Linked DNA regions of Mus musculus: region 2 is linked to region 1. A link is a loop called in an ENCODE intact Hi-C map of the cell type or tissue named here. Cell type or tissue: left cerebral cortex. All regions are shown on one strand. Links, peaks and the distances in the headings refer to the core of each region. The heading gives the core; the rest is flanking DNA.

Region 1 (11,561 bases), core at 1,675-9,674:
GGAGTGTCTCCAAAATAAATCAACTAAGCTTAGACACTGGTCTCTAAAGACTTCCATCATTTACCTTCTAAGAACTCAAATTTGGATGTCTTGTCATCTGTTAATATTAATCAAGGGTACAAGAATCAAACATGTCAGCCAGGCATGGTGGCGCACGCCTTTAATCCCAGCACTTGGGAGGCAGAGGCAGAGGCAGGCAGATTTCTGAGTTTGAGGCCAGCCTGATCTACAAAGTGAGTTCCAGGACAGCCAGGGCTATGCAGAGAAACCCTGTCTCAGAGAGACAGAGAGAGAAAGAGAGAGAGAGAGAGAGAGAGAGAGAGAGAGAGAGAGAGAGAGAGAGAGAGAGAGAGAGAGAGAGAGAATATCAAACATGTCCTTCACCTTTGTCCTTGCCCACCACATCAGCAATAAATGTAAGAATGTGTCTGCATTACTACACATAGTAGGCTTTTACTTCATGTCCATGTATGTTTTCTGCACTATGTGGAACAAAAATGGCACTGAGATACTGGGGAATTTGTTTCCCACAACAGGTTTTAAAGCAGTATCAAATTATTATAGATGGGAGGATACAATTTTTACAAAGCTCATCCTGGGTGTTCCTTCTTTGAAGCAAGGCAGTGCCTTTAGGAGGACACTGTTGACAATACTAAGGGACCATGTAGGCTAGGCAACTACTCTACTATCTTTGTAGCATGGTCAGCAGGCTGGCATGCTGGAAGGAAGGTTCAACAGAAGGAAGAATATTGAGGTTGAATATTCTAATGATCTCTAAGTTTCATAAGATGCCGGGAACTGAACATCAGGTTGTTTCTAGTTCAGTGCATGCCCTGGGTTGAGTAACGTCCTACTCTTTGGACAATACACTCTCTATATAAGGTTGTTAAGACTTGCAATGATGTTTTAAAATTCAGTTGCATTATTCTACTGAGAACCATAGTTTAGGAGCTGAGGGCCACAAGTTCTACTAATGTATCAGAAGGAAAATGACTGGTTTAGTGTTGAAAATGCAGCATTTTGAAAGAGGATTTGGCTGAATATTATGGCCATGTTGTTCTACCTGCCTGTGAGTGCATGAGGATGGGAAGAAGAGGGCAAGAGTTACTGTTTCACCATGGCTACTGCAGTAACTGTAGTTACCCATGCTTTAGTATCAGGAGTCATTTCATTTAACCTCTTTACTGATAACCCAAAGAAAGAGGAACAGGGAAATTGCCGATGGTCATGCAGGAGGCATGACAAGTGGCTTTACAGCTCATAAAATGCAGCCCACTGGTTAGCACAGCCACATGGGTGGGCCTCCATGTAGCATGATTCGAGGACCACATGTCCTGAGGACTTCATGCTGTTATGGAGTTCTGTTCTGCTTGCTGCCCTCACATCCCTCTTAATCTAAGAATTGTATGAAAGCTCTAAGTGACTTCCAGCCCCTCACTGGACAGTATCTCTGGCACTCACAATAGTGCTTGATCTCTTTCAGGCATTGCTGCTGGAGCAGATTTATGATTCAGTCACCACCCTAGGAAAGAACTTAGACATATAGATAGTCAGCAATGACTGTCACCCTTAGAAGGCATTTGGAAAAATAGAATTGTTAGTGAAGCTAGGTCGAGATGCTTTTACTAATGGCTCTGATGTAAAACTTCTTAAGGACCAGTATGAAGTTCAGAAAGGCACACTCTTATTAATTAAACTAGGGAGGTTTTATGGTTAGGGAACAAGAACAGTGGCAGCACTGGCTGACATGACTCTCACTAAGGCTGGGCTGGTGATAACTGATTTCTTATACCCATTTTTGCTTCAGCTTCCTGTATGATTTAACAAGAATTGCTGATGAATACATATGCACTCCTAGGATTTAAAGTATATATAATAAGATTACTTTTAACGATAAATAAAATAATTAATCCTTTCTTTATGACCACAAATTGCTGCCTGCAAGTAAGAGAAAGTGACTGAGAAAACTAAGTTGCTTGCTCATACTTTGTTAATCTCTAAGAAGTTGCTTAGTTAGGAATGCGTGTGGGTTCTTGGGAATAATTTGTTTTCTTTACCTGTACTATCTAATATTATTTCTTGTAAAGGTGTTGGGAAACATATTGTTTTTTCATAGTTATTCACTAAGAAAAGTAGAATCCAAACACATTGTAATCTTATACTGCTTGAAAGATTTTGAGATATATAAGCTATGTAAGAAAAAATAAAGTTGTTAGAACTTTATTCCATTCATCAAATATGTATGTATGTATATACACAAAGTTTGTGTGTATATGTGCATATGTGGATATGTGGATATATGTATGTGTGTGAAGTGCTAGGAGACTGCTTATGGGAGCTTTGTTCCATTCATTCTATGTGTGAATGCATGTATGTCTGTCTGTATGCATATGTGTATGCATCTATAGGTCTGAAGTTATTAGAGTCTGCCTTTTGTTTCCACCACTCTGTGTATGTGTATGTTTAGGAATTTTCTCTGTTTCCTTTTCTTACCCTTTAGCCCCTAAGAGTTAAAAGTGTTCGGAGTTTTTCACTAGCCATAGGGAGTGCCAGCCCCAGCGAATCAAGCTTTGTTCCCTCAGAGAAAGGTCTGCTGAGTAACTTCTCTAACCACTGGCTGCCATAGGCTGTAGCCTCTGTTGGCTGCTCTCTGGACTGATCCCGGTCAGTCGCTCTTAGTGCTGATCCCACTCAGACTTCACACCTCACTGCCAGCCTCAGTTTACCCCCACCCCACCCCAGATGTCAAAGCAAGTCTTTTATATCCCTGACATTTTTTTGGACAGGAAATAAAGAAGATGTAGGCAAGAGATAGTAAAGGAGTCAGAGATGTCTTCTTTATAACCTAAGAAGGCACAGGAGTACTTGTGACTTGATGTTTATTGATGACCCATGGCTCCCAAATAAGGGAGTTTGCTGGATTCCTATCACCCATTACCTGTGGATTTGGCCCTCAAGGAGACTGAACCTAAAATGTTTTCTAGACTTGAAGAAAAAAACTGGTGAATTCCTCAGGGCTTTAGGAACTTTGAGCAAATCCTCCATAGAGTGCTAAAGGGATGGTTGAAAATGTACCTGTCTGCAAGTCTTATCTTCCATGCACCTATACACCTCAGTGATGTTGTACCAAGTTCTGAATGAAAACTGTCTAGATTTTGGAGTCAAACAGCCAATATGTCCATTTCTTTTTCTTGAGGCCCTGCATTGGGTAGGCCTCTGAGAGTAGGTACTATGCACAATGGATATGGCAAGATATAGAAGTGTTTGTACTCTCAGCACTGACATACAATAGGTCTTAATCTGAAATGCCTATTTGCCAGTCACTAGTCCCCCTCCAATCTACTACTCAAGACAAAACTACCTAATATCCAAGGTACTGAAGGTTTCTTCTGCACTGGGGAAGATATAGTAACATGGGGACACATGCTACTGTTTAGTCCTTCTTAACACTCAACTACTACAAGTTAAGATGGTATCTACTGGCCACTCTTGGCATTGTTGGTCTAGTTGTAAGCATCTTAAAGAACTATGTGATTTTTGGTTGTTGACGTTCACAGACACCAGACACCATAGTCTCTGGATCTTGATCATATACGTCAACCTTCTGTGAAACCTTTTTCTATCCTGTACAGATGGGGTTTGCGGAATATGTGGTTGAGGAGCAAGTCTAGGGTAGGGTGCAATAAGATAGCCTGTTCTCCATGGCTTATCCCTTCCAGTACAAGAGCCAACCAAAAGATTAGTTCATCAAATAAAATAGACAAATGGTTTGGGGTAATGGAGTAATAATGATTATATTGCTCCAATAATAAAAATATAGATGTGTTGCACATATACATTGATCATATGGGGAACATCAGGTCTGTCAGCAGGAACACTGGGAAAAGACCTGCTGAAGAGCCCTGGATTCTATGGCAGGAGAACAGCCATCTTGAAGAACCTCAGTGTTCCAGGGAAACCTTCATTTGGAGAGCTCATTATTTTACACGCTCAAGCAAAATAAGACATCCTCATTGACCTTAAATGAGTACATCCCAATATTCACATAACTTGTGCATTCATAGGACAAATTTAGAACAGCCTTGGGAGGCTCTTATGGCACTAGGAGAAGCAAAACTAAAGGTTCAAGAAGTGCAGATCATCAAGTGGCCCTGTGTTCAGATTCTTTGTGATATAACCCTATGCAAACATTACATGGTGTTTCCAAGCCCTACTAATAGATGAGGGGCCTGCCAGGAATCCAGGCCTCAGGTTAACCATAGTGTTCATGCTTTTTCTGCCTTTAGACTTTTGCTCTCATGATGATTTCTGACAGATGTCCTGCTGCCTTTTCTATTGCTTTTTATCAAAGCCTTACTCTGCCAAAAGACCTTCTTATATGACATTTCTTCTGGAGACCATTCATCTACCATTTTCCTTTCCTTTCTATGTAAATTAATATTATCCTATATTCTGTAACTCTTTAAGACCTCGGCAGTTCTATTTGGAAATTTCCCACTGTGTCAGGGCCCTATCTCCTTTATTACACTCTCCACTTTTTGTATGTGAGTACCATGCTTGCCTTGTTTCTAGAATTCTCTATGCACTGACCTGGCTCTACTTAGAGTATGGTATATAATATGATGAACTCTATTTTGAACTCAGTGATTCAAACTCGGGCTGATGGGAGGGGGCTGGTACGGTGTCATTTGTAGTACTTTATTTTCATCCTGTTACCTGTCATGTAACCTGTACATTCTGATGGAAATACAGCATGGCCAAGCTGTACTTAGCTAAGCCAGTCCTTTGCTACTGCTTCTTTGAAGAAATAATTGCCAGACTAACACCCTTTTTAGGGTGGCAACAGGCTTTCATATGTTCTGTGCCACGTCTGTTATATAAATGATTGACAACATGGATTCATGGCTTAATGAAAGGTAGTGCCTCAAGACCTTTTATTTTTTAATTCTGGTGATCTTTGCAAGGTCCAAAACAATTTGACTGCATAAACTCACAGCACTCTATTATTAGAATGATCACAGTAAACAAGTAGCCTAACCCTTGCAGTACAATATTTAACAGTACAGGGAATGTATACTGTCTGGAGGGTCATACAGCAAACCTATGGTATGGTAACTAGAAACACAGGGTCTTTAACTTTAGTCCTTTATCCTGCCTCTGCTTGCTGATCACTCTGCTGGCCAGCCACAATCAAGAATTAATGTGGACTGTTGGGGAGATGTCTATCAAAGGGACTTGGATATCTTGGGTTCATGAAATTAATAAATTCCTTTCTAATATTTATTTATAACCAATACAATAGGTGAAATCATACATACACATATAGGTAGTTTATCACATTTTATAACTGACTGATATAGAATACAATCTTAATATGTGAAACAAATTGTTACAAATAATTCACTGGATTGCATATTTGATTAAGTGTACATATTGGTAAGAGAGTTAGAATTCTAAGATGCCAGAGCACAATGAAAGAAGCTTCATGGCCAAAATTCTGACTGCTGTCATTGTAGATATGTCTGCAACAAGACTGGAACACTTGGATGCTTTTATAGCCTCTACAGACTAGAGCAACCCCTTGGAGTTGCTTTGCACGACATCTACTAATGACAGGCACTTGCTTTCATTCACTCTTTCATTTGTTGAAGCAACCATTAGGTACACGCCGAGCTATGAATGAGGACAGCTACTGCCATGTGAAATCCTCCGCTCTTTAAGCCTGGCTGTGAGACGGTACTGTTCCAGTTACTCCTAAAGACAAAATTCTGTACCTTAAAGGGGCCATTGTCGTGTTATTTATAGCAGTAGTCTGTAGATAGCATGTGAACACGACTGCTGAAATCAGTCAGGGGCATTATTAACAGATTATATAGCAATTACAACAGTTGGCTGTGAAGATATGTACAAATATAGAAAATGCTTATGGTCAGTTTAATAGTAGTTTATACAAAGCAGGACTGTCTGGTGCACTGGCATACTCATTAAAAAAAAAAAAAAAAAGAAAGTGAGTACCTTGGAAAAGAGCCTGAGCACAGATTCTTCACGATGGAAATGATGACTCAGTTTTAGGGAATGATTCTGAATACTCCCACCTATTTTCCCAATTGAATAGGATGTTGCCCGAGTGATTCTACCTATTCATTTAAAGGGAAACAAAGCCCAATGTCTGCAGTCCACAGAATATAGTGCAGTTTTGGTGTTCTGCCAGCAGATGGAGATGCCCCACTTTCTGTTTTCCAGAAGGCAAGTTACAGAAGGAAAGCTTTAGTATCTGTCAGAAGGTCTTGCAGATTTTCTGCGTTTTAATTCAAATATCCAGTTATGATTTTTTCCAGTACCCAACGAACCCTGAAAGTTATTTTTGATCAGGCTACATGGCTCCAAGGGAGCAGATCCAAGTTTTATAGGACCTGTAGGGAGCCTCTTTGAGAAAAACATTTCAAAGTTACAAATGCAAAATTAGATACTGATCTTTGAAAAGGATTTCTGTGAAGATGGCCCATTTACCCGAGTCTTCATTACCTTCCAAATAATCAATCAATTGCTGGTTTTATACAGTCTGGCCTAACAATGATAGGCATTGCCATGGAAAGTTCTCTGTGGAATTGGGCATGTTCATTCCTATCAGGCATTGGTAAACAGTTGTCTTTCTTGATCTTTTCAACATAATGACTAATGTCAGATACAGACTCAGTGAATGTCAAATGAGAGGAAACAGATACATAGTAGCAGCCAGGGTAGGACATGAACCTACCTTGTCTAGAAGGGGGAGTTTGATAATGATGCCTCTTTACCTGATTCTTCCTAGACCTCCTCTGGCTATCTGGGTGGCAATGACCCCAAGCAATAGTCTGTTATACTTTTAACCTCATAGCTGCCTGATTCAATTAATCTCCAGCTCCCATGAGTTCTGCATTGTGGAGTCTTATTTATACAAAGGGTTGGACAGCTTGAAAACCACATAAAACATGAAATATGTAGGAGGTATTTTTCTTCAAATTAAGCTTAAATTTGAATTGAAATTGAGATTGATACAGACAAATGGTCAGATATTTTTCAATTTTATCTAATCTTCTCTCATATATTATTATATCTAGGCTGAAGTTTCTTTTCTCTCCACTCCTTCCAGCTCACTTTCTCTTCTTCCTCAGATCTTGTAACTTGATGTGACTTGTTTGAGAATCAGTCATATCCTTAATTCACATTAATTGTCCTGTTTCACTTCATTCCTATGTTATATACACAGGTTTATCTAGTGTCTCCTAATGCTCATTAATTCTAAACCTTGGCTATTTTATTCTTATCTTTTTATCCATAGGACTAGTCTCCTCCCTTCTCACAGCCATGGCATCTCCATGAAACAATATGCCACACATTTGTTCTATTCTGTGTTGGTCAGCCAACATTGATATTTGGCTTTTACGATTTTTATAACATTTCTAGTGATAATCTATACTGAATAAATTCTTCATTGTTTCATTGTTCTGATTCCCTATGTATTTAATCTAAGGAAGGCACACACACACACACACACACACACAAAGAGAGAGTGAGAGAGACAGAGAGACAGAGAGAGAGAGAGACAGAGACAGAGACACAGAAACCATAAATTTGATTTTTACTTACATAACTATCCAGACTAATACCAGATGGGGAGAGAAATTTCTTCATAAGTCATTTAGAAGTCTGTGCTAAATAATTTTTTGCTTTAACAAAAACATTTAAAAACATTTTGTGTTAACATGGGTATCTCCAACATGTCAAGCAGAAGAAAGAAGCAAGCAGAATGCATGTTTGTATTTGTATTGAATTGGGCATCAAACTGGCATACCTTGTGCTCTTTTTTTTTTCACTATGCAGTTGTAGGATGGCATGGAATTCTTGATCCTTTTTGCCTCTATTTCTGAGTGCTGGAATTATAGGTATGCACCCCTGCACCTATTTTATTTTATAGGGCACAGGGATCAAACCTGGTGTCTTGTGCATGCCAGGCAATGACTCTACCAGCTGAGCTGCACCCCAAGCACTGCTTCTCTTCAGATTTTATCAGCTCAGTCTCAGTTACATAGCTGTGTAAAATCACAAGGGGGTGTCTGGGTAATGTTTTACTGGATATAAAAGAAAAATAAATAGAATAGTCAACAAGAATTATATAATCTGTTGCATCAAATACAGTACAGCAGGCATTAGAGATTCGTCAAAGTCTCATCAGACATTAATTTTTAATATTTTAGAGCAAGTGCATCTTTATTTTTTCTCTCTGAAACCAACTTTATAAAAATGACAAAAACAACATTTATATTTAAATTAAAATGAGGAAATAATGAATCATGAATCACACAGTTAATATTGGTGATATGTATGGTCAACAATATAATGAAGGTATAGTGATTTTACTGGAGAATAAATATCTTTACAGATCTGGGAGACAACTAGTAGTGCACAAGTTTCTCTGAAATTAGCAATTTACTGTAAGGGGAAATTGGCAAACATTTGTTGGAGATATAAGATCTGGGTGAATGCATGGCTGTATAAATATTCCCCAAATATTCCTGAATATAATAAATTGACAGGTAGAATTGAGATGACACAAGAGAACACTCACAGATACTGTATCAATGTAAACTTGCAGCACGTGGGAGAAAAACTGTAGGTGTTAAGCAGCTCTGTAGCAGCCATCCTTCGTGAGCAAAACGGAAAAGAAAAAATTTTATTCTCTGTATCACACACAAAGCACTCACTGATAAGTGGATATTAGCCCAGAAACTTAGGATACCCAAGATATAAGATACAATTTGCCAAACGCATGAAAGTCAAGAAGAACGAAGAACAAAGTGTGGACACTTTGCCCCTTCTTAGAATTGGGAACAAAACACCCATGGAAAGAGTTACAGAGACAAAATTTGGAGCTGTGGCGAAAGGATGGATCATCTAGAGACTGCCATATCCAGGGATCCATCTCATAATCAGCCTCCAAACACTGACACCATTGCATACACCAGGAAGATTTTGTTGAAAGGACCCAGATATAGCTGTCTCTTGTGAGACTATGCCGGGGCCTAGCAACCACAGAAGTGGATGCTCACAGTCATCTATAGGATGGAACACAGGGCCCCCAATAGAGGAGCTAGAGAAAGTAACCAAGGAGCTAAAAGGATCTGCAACCCTATAGGTGGAATAACAATATGAACTAACCAGTACCCCGGAGCTCTTGACTCTAGCTGCATATGTAGCAGAAGATGGCCTAGTAGGCCATCACTGGAAAGAGAGGCCCATTGGTCTTGCAAACTTTATATGCCTCAGTACAGGGGAACACCAGGGCCAAGAAGTGGGAGTGGGTGGGTAGGGGACTGGGGGGAGGGTATGGGGGACTTTTGGGATAGCATTGGAAATGTAAACGAAGAAAATACCTAATAAATAAAAAAAAATACATACAAAGAAATAAAAGAAAACACACCTTGCTATCTTCTCCTGTAAAACTACGAATTTTGGAGGATTTTACTAAGAATCAAGGATTTTCTGCTATCCCATGTCATTGCCCTGGCCCCTCTTTTACAATATATTGTTGATACATCTGGACTAAAAGATTTTTGCTCACTCAAGGATGACTACTAATGAAAGAGGGCAAAGATATCTATATAAAAACACCATGAAATTGTGACAAATAATAAGGATACAGAAGATAAACTAAGCTTATATAATATTAATATTTTAAAGTTACATTTACAAAAATTATGATCTGATATTGATCAAACAACTCAACAAAACTGTCTCTTATGAATTATGAGCCTAATGAAGAAAATATCAGGAAAAGATAAAAATGAGTTTCCTGTTTTATATACAAAGTGGATAACAAATTAAAATTATTACAGAGCTTGTCACTAAATTATAAATAATGGTGTCTGAGAATGTACCATCAGATTTACTAAAGCACCAGTAAGGACTGGTAGAAATAGATGACAATCTTTAGATAATTGAAGAAAATGAAACAGAAATTCTAAAAATGATTAGAGAAAATTATAGAAAGCAGGCAAAGTAGAGATAATGTAAGCATATATGTATTTCCTTTTAGAAAAAAATTAAGTTACAAAAATACTAGAAAATATATGTTAAAAATATTAAGGGAGAATTGAATATGAATTTTAAAGGGTAAACTATATCTTATGGAAATTAAGATTAGTAAGCATTTAATATAATCTAGTACAGCTTCCTCAATTTTGTAGAAAGAAAGTAATTTGTGAGTATCAAGAAAAAAATTATCAAACAACATAGAACCATAAAATAAAAACACAGGCTAGCTACAATGACAAGATACACTGTACAATTTGCATCAAATTTATCATTCAAATAATGAAGGAATATAAAAATATAAACTAATTTAGCTGTAGATATTCACAACAGTAAAAAATAATTGTCCAGGATTTACCAAATTAACACGGTGTATAATAACCTTACTGTTTAAATCCACTTAATTTATACCTAATCAATAAGGCAAACATTTCAAGGACTCATGGAATAATAACAAGGTTAGAGGATATAATTCAAAAGTGAAACATTCTCTTTTTTCCTTTCTTTTAATTGGATACTTTAGTTGTTTACATTTCAAATGTTATCCCTTTTCCTCCTTTCTCCTCTGCAAACCCTATCCCATCCCCTCCCCTTACCTTGCTTCTATGAGGGTGCTCCCCCACACAAATACTCCTGCCTCACCACCTTAGGATTCCTCTACACTGGGGCATCAAGCCTTCACAGGACCAAAGGTATCCCCTCCCATTGATGCCAGATAAGGCCCTTCCAACTCCTACAGTCCTTCCCCATCTCCTCTATTGGGGTCCCTTTGCTCAGTCCAATGGTTGGCTGCAAGCATCCTCATCTGTATTGTTCAGGATCTGGTATAGCCTCTCAGGAGACAACTGTATCAGGTTCCTGTCAGCAAGCACTTCTTGGCATCAGCATTATGTCTGAATTTGATGTGCGCATGTGGGATCCATCCCCAGGTGAGGCAGTCTCTGGGTGGTCTCTGTTTCACACTTTATCCCTGTATTTCCTTTAGACAGGAGTAATTCTGGGTTAAAATTTTGGAGATGGGTGTGTGGCCCCTTCCCTCAACATAGGGAGGGGGCATGCCTAACCTCTGGATAGGGTCTCAACAGGTTCTCCCTCCCCTTTGTGGGGTATTTCAGCTGATGTCATCCCCGTGGGATCTGGGAGTCTCTTGCTTTTCTGGCATCTGGAACTTTCTGGTTGCTACCCCCCAGTTCTCCATTCCCCATCCCTACACACCTCTGTTCAATTTCCTGACCCTCTGTACATCTCCTCCATCTCCTCCCATTCCTGATTATGGCCCTCTTCCCTCACAATTCTCTTCGTCCCAAGCCCCTCTTCTAAGTAGGACTGAAGCATCCACTCTTTGGTCTTCCTTCCTCTTGAGCTTCATGTGGTTCATGAGTTATATCATGAGTATTCTGTACTTTTTGCCTAATATGCACCCATCAGTGAGTATATACTATGTGTGTTCTTTTGTGACTGAGGATATTTTCTAGATCCATCCATTTGCC
Region 2 (11,561 bases), core at 2,436-10,435, 170 kb before region 1:
CCAACTCCCCTCCCCCTCCCCTTCCCCTCCCCCTCTCCTTCCCTCCCCTTCCCCTCCCCTCTCCTTCCTCTCCCCTCTCATCTCCCTCCCCACTCCCCTCCTCCACCTGTGGTTTGCCCTTGTGAATGGACACTTTAGCATATGATTCTTTTTAACCCTCAGAAGAAGAGGGGAAAAGAGAGGGAGATGGGAGAGGGGAGGGGAGGGGAGAGGTAAGGGGAAGGAAGGAGTGGAGAGGAGAGGGGAAAGGGAGGGGAAGGAAGGGGAGGGGAGGGGAAAGGGAGGGGAGGAGAGGGGAGAGGAGGAGATGGGAGAAGGGAGGGGAGGAGAGAAGGGAGGGGAGAGGGGAGGGGAGAAAAAGAGAGAGGGGAAAAGGGAGGGGAGAAGGGAAGAGAAGAGGAGAGGGGAGTGTGGTATGAGAGGTGACAAAAGTGGAGAGGCTCTTCTAGGTTTCAGGTATCTGCACTTGCTCCAGGCCACATACTTACATCTAAAGTTTTGGATCTAGGATTCACAAGTAGGAGAGCAAGTGGTATTGTCTGCGGACGTTTTTAAATAGAGACATTTTGTTTGTTCTTGCTGGTGCCTAGGGAATAGAGGCCAGGGATTATAGGAATCATACATTGATCAGATTCCCACAACATATGACTATCTAGCCCATTAAAGTACAATTTTCTTCATTAAATAACTCTAATCCAGGCTGTTATTTCACAGAGAATTAACTACAGAGACTTCAATATTTTAGATTTTTGATTGAATAATGAATATTAATTATTAAAATAATATGTTTGGCTATATAAAGTGAGGATAATTTCTCATGTAGCCTTGAAAATATCTTTAAAGGGAGCAAAATAGTTAAAATACAAACAAAAAAATTACAGTTTTTCTCTAGTGGTAGTTTTCTGTAAGTCCTCTCCCATGCAGGTTTTCTCTTTTATAGAAGATGAGTCATACCAGGTGATTTCTTTTAAAGAAATAATATATTCCTTACTTATGAAAATATAAAATATGAAATATATTCCTTTCTTCCTTCCTTCCTTATTCTTAGTAATAGGAAAGTCAGGAAACTGTAAGAGGACAAAGACAGTCCCAGTGATTTGGGAGGCTGAGGTAAGAGGATCAGAAGGTTCAAGCCTAGCTGGGCTGCAGAGTTCAAGGCTAGCTTAGGCAATTTACTTAAACCCTCTCTCAAATTTTTGAGAAAGTAAAAAATAGACTTGGTGATAAGACAAAGTGTACAATGTTGTCATTTATGCATCAAGCCCTTAGTTTAAACCCCAGGACAAACAGTAAAAACAAAACCAGTATCACCAAAGTTTACTTGAAATAACTTTCCTTCTGTGTTATATATTATAGAGCCATAGTCTACCTCCTTTTTATTTCTTACATTCTAATTTAAAACATGATTTTTATTTTGCATGATTTTCCCCCTCCTCTCTTGTTTTCTCATGCTGAATACTCTTTTCATATAGTTTTTGTTGAAAAATCCTTTTTGTGCAGTATTTTCTAATTATGATTCCCCTTCTCTGACTCCTCCCCGATCTCTCTCTCTCACCTCCCCCACCCACCCAATTACCTGCCCTCTCTTTACCTCATCCCCTTCTCTAGGAAGCAAAAAACCCAGGCAAACAAAGAAAATCAAAACAAATCAAAATTTATAAAAAAGCAAAATGCACAACACATACACACACCCACACCCCACAAAAACACAAAATAGGAAACCATAATATGCAAGCAAAAGCTCAGTGATGCAAAAATGCCCAGAGCAATATGAGATTAAAAAGTCTACAAAAGTACCATTGAGTTTGTTTTCTCTTGGCAACTACTCCTTGGCATGCCTGCTGTTAAGAGTGGTTAATATACCCAGTGAAATTCCACTGGAGAAAACTAGTTTTCCCTTTTGTAAAGAAGGTATCAATTGCAGATAACCTCTTAGTTAAAGGAGGGAGCCTTTGTCCACTAACCCTTGTCAGTACTGGGACACCATCAGACTTGCACATCTTGTCATAGACTCTGTGAGTTTGTGTGTCATCCCTTTTGTGTCGGTAAAGTACTGTTTCCTTGTAGTCATCCATCCCCCTGGCTCTTGTAATTAATCTCTCTGCCTCTTTTTCCTCATAAATTCCTGTGCTCTGAGGGGAGAACTTTGTGAGTGCCGCAGACCCTCTGGATCCCTTTGTCTGCGTGGAACGGGCCTCTGGGGCAGGTGGGCAAAGGGCCTGCAGCATGTGAGGACATCCCACTGAAGACCAACTGTCCCACAGTCTCTGACTCTGTGTATTGTCCAGTTGTGGGCCTCTGTGTTAGTTGCCATCTACTGCAAGAGAAGCTTCTCGGATGGTGAGCGAGTGAGTCTCTGATTTATAGGTACAGCAGAATGCCAGGAGGATGCACCGTACTGTTCCTTTAGAACAGCACTGGTATTTGATTCTCTCCTAAGCCCCATGGCATTTCTCAGGTTCTTGTCCACCCTGGCAGTGCCATGCATGGGTTTCATCTGATTGAGTGGTCCTTAAGTCCAACTACAGAGTGGTCCTAACTGGTCCCCCACTCTTGCAGCAGTGCTGTCCAGTTCACACAGTTCTAAAGAGAGGTTTTGTAAAGTCTAATTCTTGTCTCTCTACTACTTGTACTTTCTTCCTGCTATCCCTGGATAAATCAGTGACTTGCCATTACTGTGGGGACAAATAGAAAGTTCTTTAATCTGGTCTTGGGACAGATCCTTTGGCCTGTACCAGCCTGCTACATATTCTAAAATCTACTCCAACTGGGGCCAGCTTTATCTTCTGCAAGGGCATCCTTCCCTTTGACTAAATCAGACTACAACATGCAGCATTTGCATCCCACTTCTTAGGTCTCAGCTAACTGTGCTTTTATATTCATTTCTTCAATGACTTCATTTGCATCTGTTTCCCTGGTTTGGTCAGTGCTATGAGGGCACAGCCTGTCTGTACTCTTTATTGTCTTCCAGGTCTGTGATCTTAACTTTTTAAATCCTATTTTTAATAAGGGTTCTTACACATGTTAACCCCCCTTTAAGCCCACTACGTACCAGAGGTAGTGGAAAAGAAAGGTTATTAGGATATGGGGGAAGTGGATCTGTTTAGAAATTGTTCTTTGGAGCAATCCCATGTGTGTTGTCAGGAAATCAGCAGTTCAGTTCACTGGTCAGCAGCAGCTCGATCCACCAGCAGACCAGTTCAGTAGTGTCAGGATAGCAGCAGGGGTGGTATGACCTAGCAGAAATAGTTAGGCCTCAGTCGAATCAGCATGAGTCAGCAGGAGGAATTAGGACCACCAGGAACACAAGTTCTCGGCTGTGCCTCTCTCAACTAAGCGAAGACCAGCAAAGACTCGAGACAAAGAAGTGCCAGCAAAGCCCCTCACAGTCTGTTGAGTCTAATGTATACTCCCTCCAAATATTACCTATCTTCTATGCTTCTTGCCTCCCCACGTGTCTTGCCTTAGCACAAGAGTCTGTCTTAGCAAAACTCCACATGAGTCTGCATCAGCCGACATCACTATCAATTGGCCAGAGCCAGAGTCCTTGGAAGTGGCAAGAAGCTGCCAGCACATCAGACATTCTTTGGTGTGTTTTTCTCTGAGTCCCAACAAATGGAGCTCAACAACGCAGACCAACACATGAGTGTCATTAGCAAAGAATCCTTCATTATGCATCCTTTTATTGGCTTGATTTAGCAAAACATCCTTTCATCTGTGCCTTCTTCAGTGAACCGTTCTTTCAGGAGTCTGCCTTAGTGAAACATCTCTTCACCTGTTTCTGCTTCAGCAAATGTTGCTTCCTATTTGCCCCAGCAAAATACCATCCAACACAACCGACTCTCCAAAGAAAGCAGAAGTTTCCACTTCACAGGTCCATCATTATAATGGATACCTTATTTTCCCTAAACTTCTGTCGCTGACTCTTTAGGTTGTTTCCAGTGCAAATTCTATTGTAAATTATAACATGGAGAATTTCACTATGTGTTCATCTTTGCATGCCTGTGTGTTAACATATCTCTAACAGATAAACTTGTGGAGTGTAATTAGCTAGTTCAAGGCATGCATCAAGGACATGAGTCAATATTTTGGCAACTAAACTTGCAAATGCTTTCCTCTATTTGGGAAACTCCTGATATTGTCCTGTTGGGCAGGAGGCAGAGCCCACTTGCTAGGGTGGAGGCACAAAATGGCAGATGCTCATGTTCCTTTGCCATTGTAATGAGACTATGCTGTCAACAGTTCATGCTAGAGAACCATACAATCTGTGTTTTAATATCACAAAAGCTTGTTTTAAGTACATTTATGATGTTGTGTTGGACCACAATCATGGTTATCCTTGGGTATATGTGGCCCATGGACCACAGGTTGGACATGCCAGTGAGGGAGTTCTTTTGGGGACCAGAGGGCAGGTATGTGACTTGTGACCTAAATTCTCCTCGAGGTTGCAGTAGGAAGCAATGGTGGCATGACTCTGTAGTAATGGTGGCTACCATTGTTCAGCAGCAGCAATGAGTATTGCTGCTAAATATTTTTTTGTGTCTGTGACTTTGATGGTAGCTGTTGGCAGCTTCCTGACCACTTTTGTTCTTGCCCAATATTGAGGTCTAAAACTTTGGCCTTTCCTGGGATTTTGTAAGTCACTCAGTAAAAACAAAATAAAGCAAATCAAATCAAAGCAAAGCAAACAGCCCCAAACAATATGAACCACAAAAGAACAGCTTTTCTTTTTATATTAACTAAAGCCATCGAGCTTTTAACACAGCATATGCATTTAGAAACATGGACTCCAGTGCCAAATTGACCTCCAAAGACGTGGCCCAAATTCCCATTCCAGTTCAGTGGGGCCCACACATTCAGATTTCTGGGTCTTTCCTCTAGTGCAATCTATGTTGCCTTGCAGTGATTTGTTTCTTACCCATTCTCCTACATTAAGCCTTTAACCTAGAGCCTGACACATGTAGTCATCTATGTCTACTAAATTAATGAATGAAAGGAACTGTTTTTAAAGTGCTCGAGGCAGGTCAAAGGCAGCATAGTCGGAATTACTAACTGGGAATTGGGAGGATATCTCCACTCAACTCCCTATTCTGAAGTGGGAGCTAGTGTCCAGAGGAGGTAAGTGACTTGACCAAGAGCATAATTAATTGGCCAGGTTGAAGCAGCTATCAGAGCTGTGTTTGCCAGGTCTATTAGAAGCCTACCTCCAAGTCCTCTGTGTAGGAGCCTATAAGGACTGCTGCAGCTTTCACAATGTTTTTGTCCTATACTTTATGACCAAGGGGTAGATTTTAGCTAAAATGATGTGCAGAGCAGTTGGCTCAAAGCTGTGGAGCTGCCAGAAAATCAACCTGGAAAATGGGGAAGGCTGGCAACCACCCGTTTGGAAAATTGCCTTTGTATGTGACTGGAGGGCATGCACATGTGCGTAAGGATCAAGCACTCTCCTTTCCGTGCTAGATTTTTCATTTCCTTTTTTTCTTTGTATTGCTTTCAAATCAAAGGGAAGCCATGGCAGAGAGAGAACCTCTTGCCCTGAGCTACATATATGAAAATGAAGGAGGTTATGGGACGGGAATGTTTTCAATAATGGATTGGAGGTATGGCCTTTTATAGGAAATGAAGCGAAACTGTTACTAAGCCGATGCTGAGGGACTGAGGTGGGATGGGATGGGGGAGGGCTACTAATTTCAGTGAATTGCCCCCTCCCCCAAGATTCATTTATGTACAACCAACTGGTTGGTTAAGAATCAATTTTAGACTGAATGGGCAGTTGCTTGTCCTACTTAAAGGACTTAATTTTTTGACATTTCTATTGCCACAGCTTGATAGAAAAATATTCATAAAGTCAAGTCCGTTTTGAAGAGAACATCTGTAAAATTGGGTCAGCAGATATGTTAGACGATGGAATGAAGGATGAAATACAAACCTGTCTGGTCTGTGCTTTATAGCAACAGGGAAGTGCTTTGTTTCCAGGGCGAGCACTTGGATTGGAGCCTTTTGGCTCTGATGGCTCGGACCTGCCACATAACCCAGGTTCAGAAGCAGCCAAGGGGCACCACTGCCTTCAGCCTTGGCTTTCTGGGCTTAGCTCCAGCTCAGAGGCAGAGACAGCATGTGGTTCCTCAAAGAAACCACTGGAGGCCGCTGTGGCACCAAGAACTCAGGAAGGGTGCCCAGCTGGTGGCAGAGGGTGTCTCTAAGGAATAATGACTGTCACACACACTGACTGTTCTTGAATTCTAGTCCAGGGGTTTAAAGACACTGTTATGAATTAACATGAATAAAATATTCGGTAGATTAAGCGAAGGTCCTGGCTCTCCTGGGGTTGTTTTCTAACTGCTAACATGCTTTATACCCCTCTGGGACTGGGTCCTTTTTGCAGCCCAGAGGCATAGGTTTTATCTATGGTGAAAACGTCCTCCCCAAATGACACAAAGGTTGCTGCTGCAGCCTGTAGTATTTATACTTTTGTAAAACAGGATATTATGCTGTCTTCTCTGTCAGCCATTATTGGCAGCAAGTACCAGCCATCATGTGGACCAAAGAAACAAGCTTGCCTGACTGAATGTTAGACACCTCATTAATATGATTTTTAGACGAGCAACAAAGAATTTCTTGATATAATACATCCTAAATGTTGAATGAGTCATACCTACATAGAATAATTCTTTATCTTCGTTTCAAATTTATCTTACTATTTAGTATTCTTATTGATAAAACCTGTTCTTTTTACACAGGAAGCATGTGTGGCTATTGGGAGTTGCCCTGGGGGAACTTGGAGTCAAGACCATCAGAGCTGAAGTTAGGCGTAGGAGGGGAGAGGGATTGTGTGAAATGGGGACTAGGAGGAGGGAGGCTGCGATTGGGATGTAAAGAATAAATAAATTGATGGGAAAAAAGACTTCTGTTCCAAGATGGATGTGTGTGTGTGTGTGTGTGTGTGTGTGTAACATGCGTTGGTGTATGGTGCATGTATAGAGGATGACGAGCAGGAGTCTGGGAGTCTGTTTTCTTCTTCCACTCTAGGATCTGAGGATGGGACTCAGGTCGTTAGACTTGAGCTTTACTCACTGAACCATCTTGCTAGCCCCACTTCCTTTCTTTCTTTTTGGTTATGCTCTTGCCTTAATGTTACACAGGTATGTTGGCTTTGGGTGACTTTATTTTAAATCCCACTGAAATGCAGGGTTCAAATTCAACTAATGGCCATGATTCATTGGCTCTGAGAGACCTGTGCATAACTCATGGTATTGTTAGAATACATGAGACTATGTGAACTGACAGATTGTAGCAAACCTGAACACCAGAACAGTTATCCTGTTGTACCATCACCCTGATTTTGTCTGGTCCTCAACCTTGGGTGTACCATCTAGAGAATGAGTAGTGAGGCTGGGATGGGAACAAGCTCTGGGATGAGGCGCTTGTTCTCATTCCTGGATGATTTTTCCTTCAGTAGTCATGGCCTTATCAAAGTGAACTTAGTGAACTGCATGGATTTTGTCGGAGAAGGAATCAACTTGGAAGTACTAGTTTGAAGCATCTTTGCTGCCCTTCTAACAAGGTGGCAGATTGAAGACAGGTGTGATAGAGCTCAAATATTTCCTCTCTTAAAGTGTAATGGGTAGTTTTAACTGTCAACTTGACACCACCTGGACTCATTTGGGGAAGTAAGTTTCTATAGGGGATTGTCTGGATTAGGTTTGCCTGTGGCCATTGCCCTGGTTACTTTAATTGATATGGGAAGACTCAGCCTGAGAGTGGCTGGCATGTTCCCTGATTTGGGGCCTGGCCTGTCTAAGAAAGGCAGCTGAATATAAAAGCATGCATGCATTAATTTATTCGCTCCTGGGTGTGATGTGAGTATGTGCTTCAGATTTCTACCTTGGCTTTCCTGCAGTGAGCTAGAACAGACCCTGTTTGCCCTCAGTCGCTTTTTGTCAGAGTATTTTACCACAGCAACAGAAATAAAACTAGAACAAAGGCTTTGTGAACTCTCATTGTTTCTCACTAAGCCTGCTGCCTGGGCAGTTTTCCATGTCTTCCTCTCTTGCCAGGCTGCAGCTGTTTACCATGCAAGACTGTAACATGCATGGGGTAGGACTGAATTTGCTAAGACTAAAGGCAGACCCTGTTCAAGGCACCATCTATTAAGCCACTCAGGGTAGTGCAGATAGTGTTGTCCCAGGGGATAGTCTGAAGAAGTCCAGTTTGGCCAGAGGGCCTGCAGTAGCTTGTTTGGCTACTATTAACCAGCTTGCCATCTCGGTCAAGTTTATCTTGTAAATCCACTTCCCTAAATCAATGGCCTCCATTAGATTGGAACTAGAGAGAGGCTGCAGCATCTGTGAGCACTTTGGCAAATATTTGAATAAGCTTATGTGTGGGATCTCAGGAGGAAGAGCATCAGTTTTGTGACGATTTTTTTTTTTTTTTGCCACTTAGCCCCAGAGCCAACTGAGTGAGAGATTTTGAGGTGTTTCATCTTGCCCAGAGGTACTCGTTCTCTCCTTTTCTTTAATCTGTTAATGTAGAGTACAACCTATGCTTGGCCCAGCCATGATAGGCTTAGAAGCTTAAGAGTAACCTGGGGAAAGATGGACTATCATAAGATCTGGGCCTTTGGAGTGACACTCCATTTTCAGCTTTGATCACTGGAATACTTTGGTGGAGGGAGATGGGAGGCTGCATATATTGGATGAGAAAATGCAGTAAGATTGAATCAACATGTGTGTCAAAAGAGAATGAGTAGCCTGAGCTACAAATAATACTAGGACCCTAGCTAGTCATCTCACTGTTTTCTGCTATAGAGTATTTATCTGTGACATGGTGTAGCCTCCCCCAGCCTTGAGCAGGCTGGCTCAGACCTGTTCTGCTACTGTGAGCTAGGCCACCTAGGGTGGAGTCTTCTGACCTAGATAGGTCTATTGTTCTGCCACTTCTGCGGTTTCCTCCTAGACACCACTACCTGCTGAGAGGTTGAACCTGTTTTCCAGACACTATCCCTAGGAAAAGAGTTCTTGGTGTGGTGGGGGATGGGGTTCCCCCCTCTTTAAGCTCAGACTCTTAAGTAAACTTTGGGCCTTGATCAGTATCTTTGTCCTGGTCTCATTATTTCTCTCACCTTTTTTCTCCCATGAAGCCCCAGCCTCCCTTTCAGGAACTCGGTTTGTGTAGCTGCAGGCAGCTACAACATGTATTCTCTTGGAGTCACGTGTGAAAACAAGTAATTTGAGAGGTTGTACTAGTTAGGATTCTTCAGAGAGACAGAAGCAATAAGAAACATATTATTTCACCTATACACACACACACACACACACACACACACACACACACATCACAGACATCTATGACAATTCATTTGTGTTAACAATTTGCTTATGTGGTGGTCTGCTGACAGTGTCAGACTCTCTAGGGTGGAGGCTTAGAAAGTTTATTGCAGCTTCCATCTAATGGATCTCTGCCTTCAGATAACACAGTCTTTTTCTCTTAAGAGTTTGAATTCATTGAATGATTCTCAACCACATTATGAGTGGTACTCTGCTTTACTAAAAAAAATAGAATGATTTAAATAAAAATGAAAATGAAATGCACCTTCATGAAAAAGCTAGGTAGATGTTTGACCAAAAGCTTAAGAATCTATGACCTAGCCAAGATGACACACATGATGGATTATTATGGAAGTGGGCTCTGAAATACAAATAGAAGCTGGGCGTGCTGGTACACAGATTTTTTTAAATAAATAAATTAATTTATTCAGTTTATATCCCTATCACAGCACCCCTCCCTTCTCAAAGTCCCATACTTATAAATCTCCCCCACTACCCCATTCCTTTCTTCTCAGAGAAGGGAAATTCCCCCTTGGGTATCATCCTACCCTGGGACATCCAATTGCAGCAGGAATAAGTATATCCTCTCCCAATGAGGCCCAACAAGGCAGTAGGGAAAGGGAATCTAGTGGCAGGCAACAGATTCAGAGAAGATCCCCACTTCAATTGTTAGGGGGCCCACATGAAGACCAAGCTGCACATCTGCTACTAATATGTAGGGAGCCTAGGTGCAGCTCCTGTATGCTCTCTGGTTGGTGGTTCAGTCTCTGTGAGCCCCCATGGGCTCAGCTTAGTTGACTCTGTAGGTTTTCTTGTGGTGTCCTTGACCCCTCCAGCTCGCTCAGTTCTATCTCCCACTCTTCCAAAAGATTCCCTGAGCTCTGTCTGGCATTTAGCTGTGGGTCTCTGTCTTAGGGTTTTACTGCTGTGAACAGACACCATGACCAAGGCAAGTCTTATAAAAAACATTTAATTGAGGCTGGCTTACAGGTTCAGAGGTTCAGTATATAATCATCAAGGCAGGAGCATAGCAGTATCCAAGCAGGCATGGCACAGGCAGAGCTGAGAGTTCTACGTCTGCACCCAAAGGCTGCTAGTTGAAGACTGACTTCCAGGCAACTAGGGTGAGGATCTTAAGCCCACACCCACAGTGACACACCTATTCCAATCAGGTCATACCTATTCCAACAAGGCCACACCTCCAAATGGTGCCACTCCCTGGTCCAAGAAAATACAAACCATCACAGTCTTTGTATCTGTTTCCATCCACTGCTGGATAAAGTCTCTCAGGAGACAGTTGGGCTAGGTTCCTGTCTGAAAGAACAACAGAGTATCATTAATAGTGTCAGGGGTTGTCACATGAGTTGGGTCTCAATTTGAGCCACTTATTGGCTGGCGATTCCCTCGGTCTCCACTCCATCTTTATCTCTGCATATCTTGTAGACAAATTTTGGGTTGAAGGTTTTGTGGATGGGTTTATGTCCCCCTCTCTATACTGGATGTCCTGCCTAGCTAGCTACAGGAGGTGGCCACTTCAGTCTCCATATCCCCTGCTGGTAGGAGTCTCAGATGTGGTCCCAACCATAGACTCTACAGAGACTCCCTACATCCATGGTTTCCAGCTAGTCCCAGAGATACCCCTACTGATTTCAATTCTCATTCCTAGCCCTCTTCAACTCCCCTCTCTCCTTCACTCTCCCTCCCTCAATCCCCAGCACCCTTCCCCTCTTCACCCTCTCCCATCATGTTCCCTCCCTCCATTCACCTCCAATGACTATTTTATTTTCCCATCTGAGGTCACACATCCTCCCTTGAGCCCTCCTTATTATTTAGTTTCTTGGGTCTGTAGATTATAGCAAGATTATTCTGTACTTTATGGCTAATGTTCACTTATAAATGAGTGTATACCATGGGTATCTTTCTGGGTCTGAGTTATCTCACTCAGGATGACATTTTTTAGTTCCATCCATTTGCTTGCAAATTTCATGATGTTTTTGTTTTTATTAGCCAAGTCGTATTCTATTGCATAGATGTACCACATTTTCTTTATCTGTTCTTCATTTGAGGCGTATCCAGGTTTCCAGTTTCTGGCTATTATGAATAAAGCTGCTATGAACATAGTTGAGCAAGTGTCCCTGTGGTATAGTGGGGCATCTTTTGGTCATATGCCCAGGAGTAGTATAGCTAGTTCTTGGAGTAGAACTATTCCTAGTTTTCTGAGAAACTGCTAAA

The links. Hi-C counts contacts between places; a loop is a spot of excess contacts. Peaks named below come from ENCODE experiments on the same cell type or tissue, not always from the same donor. Only the 100,000 strongest peaks of a DNase experiment are listed, where the experiment ranks them.
Region 2: a loop joins it to region 1, with 8 times the contacts of the local background. A loop is called at or near these places in 5 of 42 quality-filtered maps.

Annotation. Positions count from the first base shown.
Region 1 is chrX:70,155,852-70,167,412 of GRCm38, reverse strand. No RefSeq gene overlaps it. Among named protein-coding and RNA genes, the nearest start is that of 1700111N16Rik, 18 kb to the right of the region's middle. In left cerebral cortex, for the core only: a CTCF peak has its summit at 6,204 (motif pointing right); a DNase peak (open chromatin) is centred at 6,201.
Region 2 is chrX:70,325,228-70,336,788 of GRCm38, reverse strand. No RefSeq gene overlaps it. Among named protein-coding and RNA genes, the nearest start is that of Ids, 34 kb to the left of the region's middle. In left cerebral cortex, for the core only: a CTCF peak has its summit at 6,145 (motif pointing right); DNase peaks (open chromatin) are centred at 6,147 and 8,083.